2 separate regions of the Homo sapiens genome follow, and region 2 is linked to region 1. Evidence: chromatin loops called from intact Hi-C (ENCODE). Cell type or tissue: sigmoid colon. All regions are shown on one strand. Each heading gives the region's core, and the rest is flanking DNA. Links, peaks and the distances in the headings are about the cores only.

Region 1 (2,804 bases), core at 11-2,510:
GGCATGCACAAAAATTTCCTCCAAAAAGACGGAATAAAATTTTTAAAAAGATACTTTAGGTTTATAGGTATTAGACATAAATTAGTGGAAGGTAACAGCTATCCCATAGAGCACATTAGAGAGACTGGTGTTCCAACAGCTACATGAAGTGGAACCACACAAACCAGCTAAAGGTGAGGCCCTGCAGGTTGGGCTTCTCCAGCACTTTCTGTCTTTGCTGCATGATCCTCATGGACTGCATCCAACCTTGTAAAGTCAGCCAAGAAGAGAAAAATCAGAGGCTCGTCCATTCCTTGCCGGTGTGATGACATGAGGAGCCATCCTTTGTGAACAGAACTCATTGGTTTCTGCAGTTTTTTGTTTTGTTGTTGCTTTTGGTAAAGGTTGGTTATAGCGTTGAAGCAGAACTAAAAGACGTCCACTCACAGTGAACTCTGGCTAATGATTCTGGACAGTCCAATCCTGTGGTTCAACTACTTCAATGGCCAGCCAAGGGAAAAGGGACTGAGTATATAAATTAATTCCCAGGCTTCAGGGAGCAGAAAACGCCTGCAATTCGTTTGGACATTGCAGTGTGCTTTTGCTCTTGTTGGCTATAAAAAGGCTAGGGAGAAAAACCAAAGTTAAGGAATTAAACTTCCTACTATATAACATATTGGTTTACAAGAAAAAACATATATATATAAAGTTATTTATATTTAAACCTTTATATTTTAATCCTTAACTCTTCCCCAGGAATCCCTATACATTTTCACAATAATCCAGGATACCACAAATGATGGAGAGAAGGGCATTTGAGATCTTGTTAGCCCTTGAGGCCGCCCCAAGAGGCTCACCAGCTTCAGATCTAGCACCATCAGACCAACAGATGGTTCTCAGAGGAGCACATGGAAGTGAACGTCCAGCTTCCCAACTTAACACCCCCGCTAATCACTCAGCCAGGGAAAAGCAGTTTCCCAGAAGGCTCAAGCTCTGTCCAAGAGAAGTGAGGGCTGGGCAAACCATTTCCACGTCCTGCTGCCACTGGGCATGAGGGATGTGGGTTCTCACCTCAGCTCCGCCCTCCCCTTACCCGGTTTCCGCAGGCTAATCCTCTGTCGCCATCTGCTGGCAGCGCGCGGCACTCCCCAGCCCGGTTAGGAAGAAACGGCTTTGCTGGGTGAGATTTAGGGGCTGCTCTCGCGTCTCGTCTCGGGAGCTGTCCTGAAAGGGGGCTGCCACGCTGGTCTCATTCTGTAGAGCTGCAAATTAAGGAGCACTGCGGGTGCCTCCAGAGGGTCTTGGAGGGTCATTTGGGCTGTGAGGTTGTAGGGAAAAGAAAGAGCGATCAGACTGTTACTGTGTCTATGTAGAAAGGAAGACATAAGAAACTCCATTTTGACCTGTACCCTGAACAATTGCTTTGCCCTGAGATGCTGTTAATCTGTAACTTTGCCCCAACCTTGAGCTCACAGAAACATGTGTTGTATGGAATCAAGGTTTAACGGCTCTAGGGCTGTGGAGGATGTGCCTTGTTAACAAAATGTTTACAGGCAGTATGCTTGGTAAAATTCATCGCCAGTCTCTATAGACCAGGGGCACAATGCACTGTGGAAAGCCGCAGGGACCTCTGCCCTGGAAAGCTGGGTATGGTTCAAGGTTTCTCCCCATGTGATAGTCTGAAATATGGTCTCATGGGATGGGAAAGACCTGACCATCCCCCAGCCCGACACCCTGAAGTATCTGTGCTGAGGAGGATTAGTAAAAGAGGAAAGGCTCTTGCAGTTGAGATAAGAGGAAGGCCACTGTCTCCTGCCTGCCCCGGGAACTGAATGTCTCGGTATAATACTCGATTGTACATTTGTTCAATTCTGAGATAGGAGAAAAACCGCCCTGTGGTGGGAGGCAAGACATGTTGGCAGCAATGCTGCTTTATTATTCTTTACTCCACTGAGATGTTTGGGTGGAGAGAAACATAAATCTGGACTATGTGCACATCCAGGCATAGTACCTTCCCTTGAACTTATTTGTGACACAGATTCCTTTGCTCACGTTTTCTTGTTGACCTTCTCCTCACTATGACCCTGCCCTCCTACCGCATTCATCTTGCTGAGATAGTGAAAATGGTAATCAATAAATAATGAGGGAACTCAGAGAATGGTGCAGGTGCGGGTCCTCTGTATGCTGAGGGCCGGTCCCCTGGGCCCACTTTTCTTTCTCTATACTTTGTCTCTGTGTCTTATTTCTTTTCTCAGTCCCTCCTCCCACCTGATGAGAATTACCCACAGGTGTGGAGGGGCTGCCTCCGAATTAAGGAGCACAGCGGGCGCCTTGAGAGGGTCTTGGAGGGTCATTCGGGCGGTGAGGTCTGGAGGAAAGCGGGGCGGGTTTCTTCCTCCTGAGGTACCAGGAAGATGGAGGCCACTGCAGACCGCGTGCCCCTACTAGTCCCTGCGGCCCTGGGCGCTCGAACCTCGGGCCACAGCTAGGATGGGCGCGGTGGTTATTCCCTTTTCTGGAAGGAGGAAGGCTAGCAGCCTCTGGAGTTTTGATGGGGCCGACACCCCCTTAAGAGTCCAAACGAAGGCTCCTTATGAAGGCATTACTCTCATAGAGGTTCTTTGCCTTCCAGGTCTTTGACTGAGCTGGAGTCTATGATCTGGATCCTAGGAATCCCGATCTCACAACACTTTTGACCTCAAATTGAAGTGAACATCACCTTTTCCTGCTAGTAGTTGAGTAATTTGGTAATATTTATCCAAAACCTAAAAATCATGCACAATCATCTAGACCATCAAAACAGAGTAACATGGTAGTAGTAAGAG
Region 2 (2,804 bases), core at 243-2,742, 83 kb before region 1:
TTCCAGCACCTAAAGAATAGTGTAGGTCATGGAGTTTTTAAGAAACTCCAATTCATCTTAGAAGGCTATGGTAGATCTGTTACATCTTAGTATAAATCAATCCAATCAGATTTCTAAACTCCTGAGACCTGGCTGATTTGTTACATTGACTGAAATGAAAGCATGGTCTGAGAGAGAGAGTAAACATGTCATTTGGGATTTCAAAGGGTGGAAAATTCTTACCTAAAAAATAAACTCAGGAACTTGGAGTCATATAAAAACAGCTATATTTTGGCACTCAAGAGGCAAAAGCTAATACAGATGATGAAAGAACACAAAGAAAATAAGATTTGCCTATTCAAAATGGTGCCTCGGGCAGGTCCTGTATCCAGAAGAGGATGTTCATCCAGGGTCTGGGGCTAAGGTCATCTTAGCACAGCCCAGCTGCCAGCTTCCCTCCTCTGCCGCTTCCCTGAACACAAGCCAGCTTCCCTTATCTAGCCCTTCTTGGCCCTGTTAAAAAAGTGATTCCTAAACCTTATCATGCACTTGGATTGAAAAAACAACAAGAAAGCATGGGAAAGAGGAAAGAGGATTCCTTAAATATGGCACAAGTAAGTCCAACATTATCAATAAACGCACTAAAAATGAATGGGGTAATTTTCTTATTAAAATATATGTTTTTCATACTGAGTTAAAAACAAAGTCCAAAAAGCATACATCTCTGTGCCCTCACATGGTAGAGACAGAGGAGAGCTCAGACTCTCTTCCTTTTCTTAGAAGGACTTAATACCATCATAGGGGCTCCACCCTTATGACTTAATCTAAACCCAATTACTTCTCAAAGGCCCACCTCCAAGTCCATTGGGAGTTGGGTCTTCAACATATGAATTTGGGGGTCACTGTCAGTACATAAGAAAGCATATCTGAAATAACACACAAGTGTTCACGGAAAGGAAAAAGATATACTAAATGAATGTGAAACTGAAAAGCAAAGTAATACCATCAACACTTGGCAAAATAGAACGTAAGTTGAACATCTGCTAAATACAGAAATTCTCCCACAACATAGATCATGAATCTGCCTCAACACAACACAACTACAAACTATACATGGCAAAAGCTGACGGACATACAAAAGAAAAATGCAAATCCACAGTCTCAGTGGGAGAACTCAAAAAACTTCCCTCAGAAAGCAACAGATGATGCAGACAAAAAATAAAGACAATTTGCCAAAATGCCATCACAACTTGATATTTCTGGTGATGTTGGGGTTATCTGCTTACTGTGTATTTGAGAACTTCTGTTCACCTGCTTGTCAAACTGACCAGCAGGGGGTGCTGCGGAGGGAAACACTCCATCTGGAGAATGCTGGCAACTTGTCTCTTAAGTCTAGAGGCTCCTTGTCCCCCTCATGATCATCACCTATGAGGTGCAAGCACTGCTGATACAGGAGCTAAAAAGAAATTATTAAGCAGTTAGTGTAGGTAAGAGAGTCCTCGGTAAGGTTTTTCTTTTAATAAAAAGCAGCCCCCATATAATTTCTTTTCTAGCAAAAATCAGCCTAAAAAATCAAGCCACAAGCATACATAAGCAAACTAAAAACTTGCATAGCTAAATGCTGGCACCTATGCAAATAGAAAAGGGATACTTGGAAGCCAGGCATCCTCAACATAGAGGTTTCCTCTTCCTATTTTTTTTTGTTTGTTTGTTTGTTTTTTCAGATGGAATCCCGCTCTGTCACTCAGGCTGGAGTGCAGTGGTGCATTCTCAGCTCACTACACCCTCCACCTCCTGGGTTCAAGCAATTATCTCCCTCAGCCTCCTGAGTAGCTGAGATTACAGGTGCCCACCACCACGCATGGCTAATTTTTTTTTCGTGTTTTTTTTTTTTTAGTAGAGGCGGTGTTTCAGCATCTTGGCCAGGCTGGTCTTGAACTCCTGACCTCTCGTGATCCATCGTCCTTGGCCTCCGAATGTGCTAGGATTACAGGCATCAGCTACCACGCGTGGCCTCCTATTCCCTTTTCTTTGTATTCACGTGTGCAGGCGACATGGCACAGGCCAGGTAGAGGCCCCGTTTGCATACTAAAGATTCATGTGGGATGGCCAGGCTCTTCATGCATCACATAAATGGCACACCTGCTCCAACCAACCCTCTGAGCCCTATGTAAATCAGACACTGCCTCCTCAAGCTCCTCTATAAAACCAACCACAACTCGCCCCAAACCCGGAAACCTGCTCAGGCACCTTTCCAATGCATGAGGAAACTCTCTCTTCATTCTTTTGCCTATTAAACTTTTGCTCTTGAACCCACTCCTTTGGTGTCCACATCTCAATTTCCATACTGTGAGACAGCAAACCTCTGGCATTTCCCCAGACAAACGATGCCGCTTCACTGCCATCTCAAGCCCAAGTGCCAAAAATGACCACTTTAGTCTGAAGAATGCCACAGCTGCCACCATGCTGCTTAGGATAAGCAAGGACATGAAGATGGAGTGGGGACGGGTTTATTAGAGAGGCCGCAATAAAAGCATATCCCAGGCAACTTTCCACTTCTTAACTTCTGTCATTTTCAAACTTAAAGGTGTTTTTTATTGTTGTTGGTTTGCTTTTCTTTTTAACAGTTTCTATTTCTGGCCAAAAGACTGCTTTTTGTTTTCCTGCTATGACATATTTATTCTTTGTTCAAAAGTCTTTTCCATGATTTCATATAGGAACTAAGAAGACAGCCATGTGTTTGCTCAACACATTGATCCCCTCTCCACCTAGAACTCTCTTTACTGTTTCTCCCAGGAAGATTCCACCCCTCCTGTTCTGCCAGT

The links. Hi-C counts contacts between places; a loop is a spot of excess contacts. Peaks named below come from ENCODE experiments on the same cell type or tissue, not always from the same donor. Only the 100,000 strongest peaks of a DNase experiment are listed, where the experiment ranks them.
Region 2: a loop joins it to region 1, with 6 times the contacts of the local background. A loop is called at or near these places in 49 of 110 quality-filtered maps.

The regions. Positions count from the first base shown.
Region 1 is chr11:59,134,985-59,137,788 of GRCh38, forward strand. FAM111A-DT (FAM111A divergent transcript) reads right to left here. Exons shown (of 4, transcript NR_110184.1): 3 at 1,073-1,297; 4 at 1-604. Among named protein-coding and RNA genes, the nearest start is that of FAM111A-DT, 6.4 kb to the right of the region's middle. In sigmoid colon, for the core only: a CTCF peak has its summit at 1,127 (motif pointing left); a DNase peak (open chromatin) is centred at 1,097; H3K4me3 peaks cover 269 bases; H3K27ac peaks cover 206 bases.
Region 2 is chr11:59,052,192-59,054,995 of GRCh38, forward strand. It overlaps GLYATL1-AS1 (GLYATL1 antisense RNA 1), which reads right to left. Exons shown (of 6, transcript NR_033853.2): 2 at 1,266-1,435. Among named protein-coding and RNA genes, the nearest start is that of GLYATL1-AS1, 4.9 kb to the right of the region's middle. In sigmoid colon, for the core only: a CTCF peak has its summit at 1,277 (motif pointing right); a DNase peak (open chromatin) is centred at 1,330.